Linked DNA regions of Homo sapiens: region 2 is linked to region 1. A link is a contact called in ENCODE Hi-C data. All regions are on one chromosome and are shown on one strand. Each heading gives the region's core, a stretch centred on a gene start or an enhancer-like site at or near the end of the contact. The rest is flanking DNA. Distances are from core to core; before and after follow the strand shown. Region 1 has its middle 13 kb from the start of MIR1915HG. Region 2 holds the start of PTF1A (pancreas associated transcription factor 1a).

What was found. Hi-C counts contacts between places; a loop is a spot of excess contacts on that map. Pooled maps may share reads with other maps.
Region 2: a loop to region 1 is called in a pooled map, with 4 times the contacts of the local background. The contact joins the promoter of PTF1A here to the enhancer-like site in region 1. A Hi-C loop is called at or near these places in 6 of 50 pooled maps.

Annotation. Positions count from the first base shown.
Region 1 is chr10:21,507,594-21,513,311 of GRCh38, forward strand. No RefSeq gene overlaps it. Among named protein-coding and RNA genes, the nearest start is that of MIR1915HG, 13 kb to the left of the region's middle. Within about 2 kb of position 2,938, at least 6 of the 41 ENCODE cell types and tissues checked have a DNase peak (open chromatin) inside an H3K27ac peak, as active enhancers do.
Region 2 is chr10:23,189,424-23,195,141 of GRCh38, forward strand. PTF1A (pancreas associated transcription factor 1a) reads left to right here and starts at 2,889. Exons shown (of 2, transcript NM_178161.3): 1 at 2,889-3,891; 2 at 4,281-4,822. The coding sequence starts at 3,108. The coding sequence ends at 4,483.

The DNA of each region.
Region 1 (5,718 bases), core at 1,688-4,187:
GAGAGGCAGGGACGGTGGAAGCACAGCTATCTGAGAGTGCGTTAATCAGTCAGGATAGGGGCTTGGAAGCCCAGGGCTTGAATTTGGTGAATTCGTGCAATTTGGAGCATTTCGACTTAGTATTGATCCCTAAACTCAATTTTGAAAACAGCCTCCATTGCAGAAGTGTGGGTTGTGTTATCCCAGTATTTGCATGCATCGATTGGACTAAAATAAAATGCATCATACTCTCTGCAAAGAAGGAAGAGGCAGGGACAATCACAAGAGGAATAGCAGAAAGTGCATAGTTAATATGGGTTGTACGCGAATCCGTGAAACAAGTGCCTTAAACCCAGGGGGATTTCACGTAATAGCTAATTTGGTGAGAGCTAGCGCGCAAGCAAGCAGAGGGCCATCTTAGAAGGGAAGGAAGATAGCTGAATATAGGCTTTTCCTACTGGAATTAACATTTCCTTGTGATTTGCATTAGCTAATGTCTAAACCCTCACATGCAGCCCACCTAACCCAGGTTTTCTTCTACGCTTGTAGGCTCAGTAAGGAATTGTCTTCCTTCTAACTGCACTGCCAGAGCTCAGGGGCTGCGGAGAGGCGGCTGCTGCTTTTCCCCCGACCCACTGGGTCCTAAGTGCCGGGAAAGGCCGCAGGGCAGATGCTGGGGAGGCGCTCTCCGCTTGTCCTCTCCCGGCCTGCAGGACCCCAACGGGTTCTCTCCTCAAAGTTAATCCGAGGAATCCAGCGCCTGCCTGGTTTTGCCCATACCCTTCTCAGGTCCCAACTGGGAGGAAAGGGAACTGGAGGAGATGGGAAAAGGAGATAGGAATATTTTATCTTAAAGAAGACATTCTTTTTCCTTGTTCAACACACAAAACCAAAACCCCTTCCTCTTATTTCTCCCGTCTTCCGATTCCATTTTAGTTTCTAATGGAGACTGTGTGTGTGTGTGTGTGTGTGTGTGTGTGTGTGTGTGTGTGTGTGTGTAAGAGGGAGAGAGAGGGAGAAAAAGAGAGGGCGAGAGGGGGAAAAGAAACAGGGGGTTAGAGAAAGAAGAGAGAGATGGAGATCCCTTTAAACAAAAGACAAGAGGCCTGAGCTGGGGCCTGGAGCTGTCCCCGGAGCCTGCTCTGCCCCGCAGACCCTGCGGTCTCCAGGCCCGGTAGGCTTTTTCAGGTTCCGCAGGCCTGGCCGAACCGGCCAGATCCCGCGTTCCAAGCGTCTGGAGAACTGGAGACAAAGCCCAAGATCCAATCCCACCGCAGAGCGGCTCAAGCCGGCGCCCGGGACCCGCGGGCCTAGGCGCGACCCCCAGCAGCCTGTGACCGAAGAGGGGAGCCCGGGACCCCTCCGCCTCTCCGCAGCCCTCTCGGGCGGGGTCCCCCAGGCCCGCCCGGTTCCCCCTGCCGCACTCAGCCAGCTGCTTTTGGAGGCCTGCGAGTTCCAAACACGCCTTCCCATTAATTAAAACCTGGAAAGCCTGGCCACTTTCTTCTCAGGCCGAGGCAGCATCTCCAGAGGTCCCCGCGGCACTCTCGGCCGGCAACGGCTCCCGCGCGGGGCCTTGGAGGCCGAGCGGCCATTTACTGCCCTGTGATTGCGCCGAGGACCAGGTTAGCTCATAAAGCCTTTCACACTCAACAATGGGGATTTTCTCAACAATTAACAAGAAACAACATAATAAAGCCATTTACAAAGACCTTGCTATTTACTATAAATTAGGCACTCTTTAAGAGACCAGTGCGTAATTTCACACACTTTACAACTGGGGCTGCATTTTAAACACCCGGGAAAACAAGCTTGTTGCACTTTCCTGTGACCTAGCTGCGGTGCACCTCTGTTTCCCCTCTTCCCCGGTAGCAGCTTTGTTTGCATTGCTGCACTCCAACCTCCCCAACCGAGGGTGGCTTTCCAGGTCACTCTCTCACGTTTCCCGTTTCCAGGCCATCATTCCCCTTGCAGATGCACGGAGAGGTTCCCAGGGATGGGGACCACGCGCCAAACCCAGCCAGCCGGGCCTCATCCCATTCCTCCCACTGTGGGAGTTGCGCCCGGCCCTGCCTGCGCCCCCCGCGCCCTCCCCAACACCCAGGGCCTCTGGTCTTGAACCACTTCCCAGAAGGCGTTCGCGGCCACACTGGCCCAGGGGAAAGCCCCAACCCTTTGCCACTGGCGATCCACACGCGCCTTTTGGAGGCCTTGGCCAGCCCTCCGCCCAATGCGAAGAGCTGGGCCCCATTTGCCTGGGGAGCGGAGATGAGGCCTGGGCGAGAAGGTGAGAAACGGCGAGGCTGCGTGTGCGTGTGCCAGGGTGGGCGATGACTTCGGGACACACAAAAGGAGCGCCAAGTTGAGGGGAGGCGTTCCAGGCCCCGAGGGCCGGCCCCCGCGCGCCCTGCGCCCCCCGCTCGCCCCTGGCCTGGCCCCAAGGCCGACTGGCCGAGAGGCTGCTCGGGAGGTGCCGCGGCGCTGGCCCTGCCGCTCGCCCCGGGGGTCGACATCGTCACCCATTCAGAGGACAGCAAGATCTGGGCGGGAAAACAAAAGTCACAAAGAAATTTGTTTGCCACCATGCAAAATGGCGGCACTTAAACATCTTTCTTGTGGTGGTGGCCCGGCCCAGAGAGCCCGGAGCTGCCCTAGGTTTAGCGCGGTGCGCCCTAGAGCTCGGCGGCCTGGGGCAAGCGAGGGGGAAAGGGACCCTGAAACCCCTGCGGCCCCCAAGCCGGCCCTTAGCCCGCAGCCCATCGCGCGATCAGCCGGCCCCTGCCTTCCTTCCCAGCCCGCCAAGCCCCTAGCCCGCGCCAGCAGCCCCCGGCCACTGACCGCTGTTTACAAACACAGCCTGGGGGTGGGGTGGGCCGGCCGGAGCGCGGGCTGGCGGGGTGGGGGCGGCCGCGCGCCCCGGAGGACGCCACCAGCAGAGAGGAACGAGGAGTTGGTGCGAGAGAGCGGGCTCGGCAGCTGGAAAGGACTGAACGCCTTGTTTTTGAAACTGTCAATTCCCTCAACCCCTATTGTGAGGGCTTCATGCAAAACATCTCAGGCCTTTTAAAGTAGGAGCTTGTGAGGCCGCCACAGTTTGAAAAGAAGCGAGAGAGGAGCGGGGGCCCAGGGCATGGGCGAAGAATGATAGCTGGGCCCCCCTAAGCCCTCCCCACGTACTCTGTTTTTTTTTTTTTTTTTTTTTTTTTTTTTTTGCAAAGGAGGGCATGCCAAACAGGTAAAATGCAGCCCTCCCCCACCTCCTAGATCTGCCCTATGTCCCCATCCCCCAGGCTAGTTTGCAAAATGCCCTTTGGCCTAGGGAGCAAACCAAAACCAAAGCTAGCATCAAAAATAGTTTTTCCTTACAGGGAAGGGGAGAATCCTGGTATGATTGGGGTGACCGGGTGGACTCGCTAAGGTGGATGCCCTGTTCCTCCTTGCCAATTTCCTGAGGTTAGTTGATGGGAAGCATTTTTTTCCCCCTTTCCTAGTTTGGCTCTGGGAACTCCTTTTTACAACCTTCCCAGCAGGAAGTTATTTTTAAGGTGAAGCAAAACTCACCACATTTTCTTTATTTTTTAGATGCTAATGCTTATTAAAAAAAAAAAAAAAAAAACAACTTTACCATGAAGGATTTTTGTTTTTGCTCTTTGAAAGAAAAAAAATGCTTTTGAGGAATTAGTTTCTACATCTCTTCCTGCATGCAAACAAAACTGTCATTTTCATATCAGCAGAAACTCCCAATTCTTGTTGATTAGAACTTTGAGGAATTTCTAGACCATTGAAAGTCGCCCAGACACAGAAAAGATAAAAATCCAACACCAGCCCCATGTAGTTTGTGTTATTGTTGTTTAGTGGTGGCTCCTTGTTGATTTTCAAATAAACAACCATTATTGAGATTACTCCACTGTAATCAAGTAAGCCAGTAGAAAAGAACACCCACTTTAAAAAGTAAATAGTGGAAAAAGAGCAAGCTGCATTTTCTATAAAGGCGGATAACCTGACTGTGGAAGACAGAGTACACACACCTCTTAAAAAAATATTTAAATTTTCATTTCACAGTCTTATCAGGAAATTACTTTTATAGGAGACCAAAAATAAGTTTGTTAACCCAAAAAGTTAGAAAAAGAGCCTTTTCCTGCTTTTTTTCCTCATGTCTGTAAATGTTGGACTTTAGACACAGGAATCAGTCACCCTGGAGTCATATAGTGCTTGTTTTTTTGTTTGTTTTTAATTCTATGCCCTGAAAACATCTAAATGTAAAAATGTAATCTATCAATGGAGGTAACTTGTTTTTTTCTCAATAAGGCTTAACTTTCTGAACAAATGGGACATTTATAGCAGCTTAGAAAAGTCTAGATATTGTCATTAATCATAAAACAACCAAAATAATATAAACAGTACTGAGAATAATTCCCATATCAGAATGGGGAAACAACTAAGGGGCTAGCAGGAATTGAAAGAATACCTTGTATTTGCAAGTTACTGCATACTATTTGGTACACTTTCCTTACAGAAGCCCTAACTCAGGTTTTGCTGTGGTTGGCTGGCTTATGGTAGTACTGTGGGGTGAAATTTGTGTTGACTATTTAATTTCTTTCCTTTTGATGGTATCACTCTGGAAAGCCTCGGCCTCCATGCTGTTCATTCTCCAGCTCCTATAAACTGAAACTATTGATTCTCTGAGGGTTAGAGACTAAGTGTCAAAGCTGGAGGCCAATATTTTATGTCAGAAATTCCACAGGGTATATTTGTTTTAAATTGTGCTTATTCCATCTTACAGTCCTTCCACATCCAAGATCTGTAGACTTCAAATTTATTCTCACTTTATAATTTAGGAACAATGAGTCCTTAGCCAACAAGAGAAGTACTAGTCTGCGTGTAGTAGTCACCGTACTTTGAACTTTCTTAACTTAGAAGTAATTAAAGAGTAGAAATTACACTCTTCCAATGTGTGTGTCACACTTTTTACAGATTGATTTTTCAGGACAACTTACTGCACCTAAATTCTGTATTGCTTTCCAAAGAGGAAAGAACTGAGATTATGAAGCCAATTGTTTAGCTTTCTGGGGCTTTAACTATAACATGGACTGGTCTTTGGAATTATATACAAACAAGAATTCAAGGATACCATCCCCAAATTTTCACTTTGACCATATCTACCATTCCAATAAAAAAGAATCCAGTGAACCTACACCTGGCATGGCAACATTCAAGAAGGAAAGGAAGGAAGGTAGTTGAAAGCATCTGTTTACTCCATCCAAATGTATTTGGATGCAGGTATTCTCAGCCTCGGTCCTTTACAATAAGAGGAAAACCACAGAGCATATTCAGCAATTAGGGGCTGAGGCCATCCAGATCTAACTGAAACATTTATAGACAAAAGGAAAATTTCAAAGGGAATAGGAACTAAAAGGTTAAGGAAAAACAAAAACAATAGACTGAATTTCCATGAGAAATAGTGACTTAAATTCACACAGTAAACATTTCATTGGTGTTTTGTTTTGTTTTGTGATTTATGATCTATAGATGCAACTTCTTAGATTCAAGATAGCAAGGATCTGAGATACATAATTTGTCAGACTAAAGGAGGTGGGCCAGAAATTATTAGATTCAACTTTCATTAAAAAAATCACTGATCTCTGCTTCACTTTCTTAAGCCTGAAACTTTTCCTACTTGATGTGTAACAAGTTTGTAAAGTTTTGTTCTTGCTTGGAAAGAAATCCACCAGTGTTCTG
Region 2 (5,718 bases), core at 1,639-4,138, 1.7 Mb after region 1:
ATTAGCGGAGAAGTCTTTCTTCTTTTTATAAGAGAAAAGAATGATCATGTCTTACTTAAAGCCTGTGTGTGTGTGTGTGTGTGTGTGTGTGTGTGACACAGTGTCACTGTCTGTAGGCCTTGTCCTAGATTCTCAACAAGGCCAGTATGCACACAGCTAGCAATTCTTTAAAAACTTCGAGGGCAGTGGAGGGAGGAGGAGGAGGAGGAAGGGTAGGAAGGGCTATGTCTGAAACAAGTGAGTACGTTTTCTGTTCCTCCTATCCCATGCTCATTCATGCACCCCTAGGAGCCACCCAGAGCCTGCAGGCTAGTTCTGCCCCCTTCATAAGACAATAAGCTTGCTAGCAGCAATGAATTTCCCATGAGCTCACTGGGTGCTCAACGTGAATTTCTCTGTAACTCTTCTGCAAACTCATCAAAAATGTCAGATGATTTTCTGTGGAAGTGGATTGCTAAAATCATATTGAATAAAAAGATACCCATATATAGCCGGGCACGGTGGCTCATTCCTGTAATCCCAGCACTTTGGGAGGCCAAGGTGGGTGGATCACTCGAGGTCAGGAGTTCCAGACCAGCCTGGCCAACGTGGTGAAACCCTGTTTCTACTAAAAATACAAAAATTAGCCAGGCGTAGTGGCGGGCACCTGTAATCCCAGCTACTCGGGAGGCCAAGGCAGGAGAATCGCTTGAACCTGAGGGGTGGAGGTTGCCATGAGCTGAGATCGTGCCACTGCACTACAGCTTGGGCGACAGAGCAAGACTTTATCCCCCAACCCCCACCCTCCCCCCAAAAAAAGAAAAAAAAAGATACCCATATATTCACACTCACTCCCCTGTCTCCCAGTCCTCCACCTACCCACATGTCTATGACACACAGTTTCTCAAGAGCCACCAGTCTAGAGAGCCACCAGAGAAAGCCTTTCAGCCTCTTGAAAAGAGACTTTGTAGGCTCAATTCTAGTCTTCTCTGCAGTGGATAGTTGTCAATATTTCCGATAAGGCTTTGAAGCTGGGTAATTTGCTACTCTTGCATGTCTTCACATTGACCCACGGGCACGGGCATGTTTCCACTTAGTTTTAGTCTACGTGAGGAAGGGGAGGGTGCACATCACTAGCTGGCTAGATCTCTGGCCTTGATACACACACACACACACACACACACACACACACACACACACCCCTTCCCTTCCTTTGAGGTCAGAAAGAGAAATCTAATTGCAGAGAATCACAGCTCAGGCTCTATCACCGGGAAACTGTCCATATTTGCCTTTAAGGATATGCAAATAGTGAACGACTCCTTCACTGTGAAGGCTGAGAAACTAACACAGGAAAAAACTACTGAAAACCAGTCAGTCCTTGGGTTAAAATTGTTTGGGGTTGTTGGCAGTTCAAGGTAAGGCAATCTCTGGCCTTCTAACCTTATATATCTTTTGGTTTAACTCTTTGTTCTCAATTCAGTTAATTACAGTGCAATGTCTAAAACCAAGAAGCGTATTTAAATCACTAATCTGAAGAGGCATGACTTGGAATTTGAGAGGCGTCTGAATACCCAACAGAAGCCTCTAGTGAGACAAGTGCCTGAAAAAGGAAGCGGCCCAGGAGGACGACTCCTTTCAGTCCTCTGTAGAGAGAATACGCACGATGGCTGCGCTTCTGAACTCTCCCGGGGTGGAAGCTGCAGCCTGGCTTTTAACCGGAATTGCCCAGACCTTGAAAGTGTTTCTTTGTTGCTCTTAAAAAGAGGAATTCACGTTGCATCGCAGTCTGTGATAAAGTCTGTCTTGGGGCAGAGCTGCATACGTTTTGTGTTTTTTTTTTTTTTCAGAAAAGAAAGGTCGAGAAAGAAAAAAACAAGTCATTCAGGGATGGTCCCTGTGGCCAGTCGGAAAGGTGAGAGACTCGGGCTTTGAAAACGATTCACATTCTGCCCTTTAACTTCAATGCCTTCCCTCCGGACTGCGCCGGAGCAGACGATTCAATGGACTCCTTTTGTATCCAGTTTATTGCTCAGAATCCCTAGGGTCTAGATTTGCTCTCAGAAGAAACGCGCCCCGCTGAGCTGCTCTGGGGGCTGCCCCTCCCGTCTCCCCATTCCTTTCTCCGGGCCGGGGAGGGCAGGGGAGGCAGCCACTGAGCCGATGTCGCTGGGGACCCGCACCAGGCACCACAGCCAGGCTCCAGAGCGGAGTCCCATAGGTGCGCTCCCAGCCCCCGTGTTGCGTCTGGAACGCAGTGGGAGTGGGCCCGGATCACCTTCCAATGACACCCGCATATACTCTGCAAACTGTGCAAAAGCCCTTGAAAAGTCCAGAGATGGGACAGAAGCCCCCAGCAGAACCCAGGCCGGAGCCCCGCGCACCTCGGATAAGGGGGTGGCGGAATGCACCCACCTGGTCCCTGAGGGCAGCACCCTTAGATTGCCCAGGCTGCCGCGGAGGAGGACGATCGCCGCGCGGGCTCCGCTCTCGCCGTCTGGGCCACCGGCGCGCACCCCTAGGAACTTCTCTGGCCGCGTGTAGACGCGGCGCGCGGCTGCCCCAGTCCCAGGGCGGAAGGAGCCGGCGCTGCTCAGCGCGCGCGGGTACGCAGCGGGCACCGCGGGACGCAGGTGCCCCTGGAGCCGCACGCGGGGCAGGTACAGAATCCAGTATGCAGAGGCAGAGGAGAGGGAAGAGAGCGGTGCGAGGAGCCCCGGGCCGCGCGACCCCGCCTTTTCCTCGCCCCAGGAGCTCCCAAAGGGAGCAAAACGCCCCCCACCCCCGCCCACCGCCGCGCCTCCGGGCCCCCTCGCCGCCGGCACACCGCGCTCTGATTGGCTGGCGCGATGGGTCCCTGGCACGCGCCTATGGATGTTGTTATAAGAATCCTCGCGTGCCGGCCCTCAGCTCCAGGAAGTCCGCCACAGCCCTCCCCAGCGCAGCGCGAGCGCGGGCCAGAGCGCAGCGGCCGCGGGCACTCCAGGGAGGCCCGGGGGCGGGCAGCCCGGCGGCCGCCTAGCTGCCCCCAGCCAGGGCCCCGGGAGGGAGGGGCTCGGACGGGCCTTAGAAACTCACCAAGAACTAACACGCGCAGCCCGGCAGTCCCGCTGCCCACTGCGGCGGCGAGCATGGACGCGGTGTTGCTGGAGCACTTCCCCGGGGGCCTAGACGCCTTTCCTTCTTCGTACTTCGACGAGGACGACTTCTTCACCGACCAGTCTTCACGGGACCCCCTGGAGGACGGCGATGAGCTGCTGGCGGACGAGCAGGCCGAGGTGGAGTTCCTTAGCCACCAGCTCCACGAGTACTGCTACCGCGACGGGGCGTGCCTGCTGCTGCAGCCCGCGCCCCCGGCCGCCCCGCTAGCGCTCGCCCCGCCGTCCTCGGGGGGCCTCGGTGAGCCAGACGACGGCGGCGGCGGCGGCTACTGCTGCGAGACGGGGGCGCCCCCAGGCGGCTTCCCCTACTCGCCCGGCTCGCCGCCCTCGTGCCTGGCCTACCCGTGCGCCGGGGCGGCAGTACTGTCTCCCGGGGCGCGGCTGCGCGGCCTGAGCGGAGCGGCGGCTGCGGCGGCGCGGCGCCGGCGGCGGGTGCGCTCCGAGGCGGAGCTGCAGCAGCTGCGGCAGGCGGCCAACGTGCGCGAGCGGCGGCGCATGCAGTCCATCAACGACGCCTTCGAGGGGCTGCGCTCGCACATCCCCACGCTGCCCTACGAGAAGCGCCTCTCCAAGGTGGACACGCTGCGCCTGGCCATCGGCTACATCAACTTCCTCAGCGAGCTCGTGCAGGCCGACCTGCCCTTGCGCGGCGGTGGCGCGGGCGGCTGCGGGGGGCCGGGCGGCGGCGGGCGCCTGGGCGGGGACAGCCCGGGCAGCCAGGCCCAGAAGGTCATCATCTGCCATCGGGGCACCCGTAAGTGCTTCCGCTTCCCAGCTCAGGGAGAAGGGGTCGGGCACTCGAAGGCTCCGGAGGGGCTGGGGGAGCTGACTGCCAAGCAGACAGTCGGACCGACGGATTGTCGGTGGGCACGGAAAAACTTGAATGCGAGCTCGCGTTTCTCGTTTTTTTTTTTTTTTTTATTTTTCTGCCACGTTGACCGCGGCTCTCAAGGGCGCGCGTCCCCGCCAGACTTGCAGCTCCTCGGATTCCTGGGAGGGGACGGTGGGGACTTGAAGTGTGGAGGAAGAGGGTGGTTCTAGTATAACCGGAGAGCACCCAGGAAAGGGTCCTAAAGGACCTGATGGGACCAATGGGAATGTGGTTGGATATTCACAGTCTGTTTTCTCTTCTCACCTGTCCAGGGTCCCCCTCCCCCAGCGACCCTGATTATGGCCTCCCTCCCCTAGCAGGACACTCTCTCTCATGGACTGATGAAAAACAACTCAAGGAACAAAATATTATCCGAACAGCCAAAGTCTGGACCCCAGAGGACCCCAGAAAACTCAACAGCAAATCTTCCTTCAACAACATAGAAAACGAACCACCATTTGAGTTTGTGTCCTGAGAAGTCCCAGACTCGGCTGAAGATCTGATTATGTCTCTGTGCATATTGTACATGTAAATATCTATAATGTAAATGTAATTTAAGAATCAAATTTTTCGAATGGCAATCAACTGTTTATTATTTATCTATTTATTATCCTGTTGAGTTGATGAAATAGATGATTTCTTTTTAAATATATAATTTATATAACTTATCCTGATTTTCTGAAAATATGCAATAGCCTATGATTTTCCTGAACTCTGTGTTGTTGGGAGAACTCTGGCCAGAAAACGTCCTGCTTATTTATTGCCAGATATGGTTTATTTCTAAGCGTTGTCAATAAATGCTATTTACACCTTTTCCTGAAGGTTTTTGAGTACATGATTTGATAGATACTCTTTAAAAAGAATTAACTTAGTAAAAATTAACCAAACCAGAGACTCAAAGTGTAGCTTTTTAGTAAGAAACTACATTTCAGACTTAGCCTAAAGGTGGGTAGGTTAGAGGATTAGACCTCAACTTTCTATGACAGCACTTCATCTAGGTCGCCTGCCCTACACAGCAACTTTTGTCTGTATTTTGGGCCACCTTCCAAACACCCTATGCAAATACATCCTGGAGTATTTATTGTTCCCATTTTGCAGATGGTAAAGTTAAGGCTCAGAGATGACATTTGACTTACCCAAGGTCACCCCTACGTTGTCTATTCCTGGTGTATAAAAGTGAGCGCGCGGTGCACTGTGGGAGCAGGGAGCTAGTGGGCTAAGCGAATGGGCCTTTCTGCTTCCACTGGCTGGGAAAGGGGCTACTCTTGAGCTGCCCTGTGACCAACCTCTTCGGCAGCAACAGCATCAGGTACCTGGAACTCAGGCTTACTCCTCACAAAGGAGATGGGACAGGCTACGGTGCCAAAGCCTAGAGACCACTCGGAGGCCACTCAACAAAATCCAGGGTCTTTTAGGTAAGGTAGGAAGAAGCCGCCCGCTACCCCTGCCACCTTCGCAACAGGCTTACTTCCAAAACTGAGTTCGTTTTGCCTTCATCAGAACTTGGCCCTCCTCGGCCAGCAACCTGGGGAGAAGGCGAGCCTGAGGCGGGGGGCGTAGGGTAGCCCCCTAGCGAAGGGGAGAAGAGCGAGGGCGCGGCCGAGGTCGCTTAGCCAGAAAGCCTGGGAGTCCAGGCTTGGGTTTGTCTCCTTTGTGGCCAAGAGCGCCTCCCGGGCTCTCGGGGCGTCCTCCCCTGCCCGCCAGAGCCGG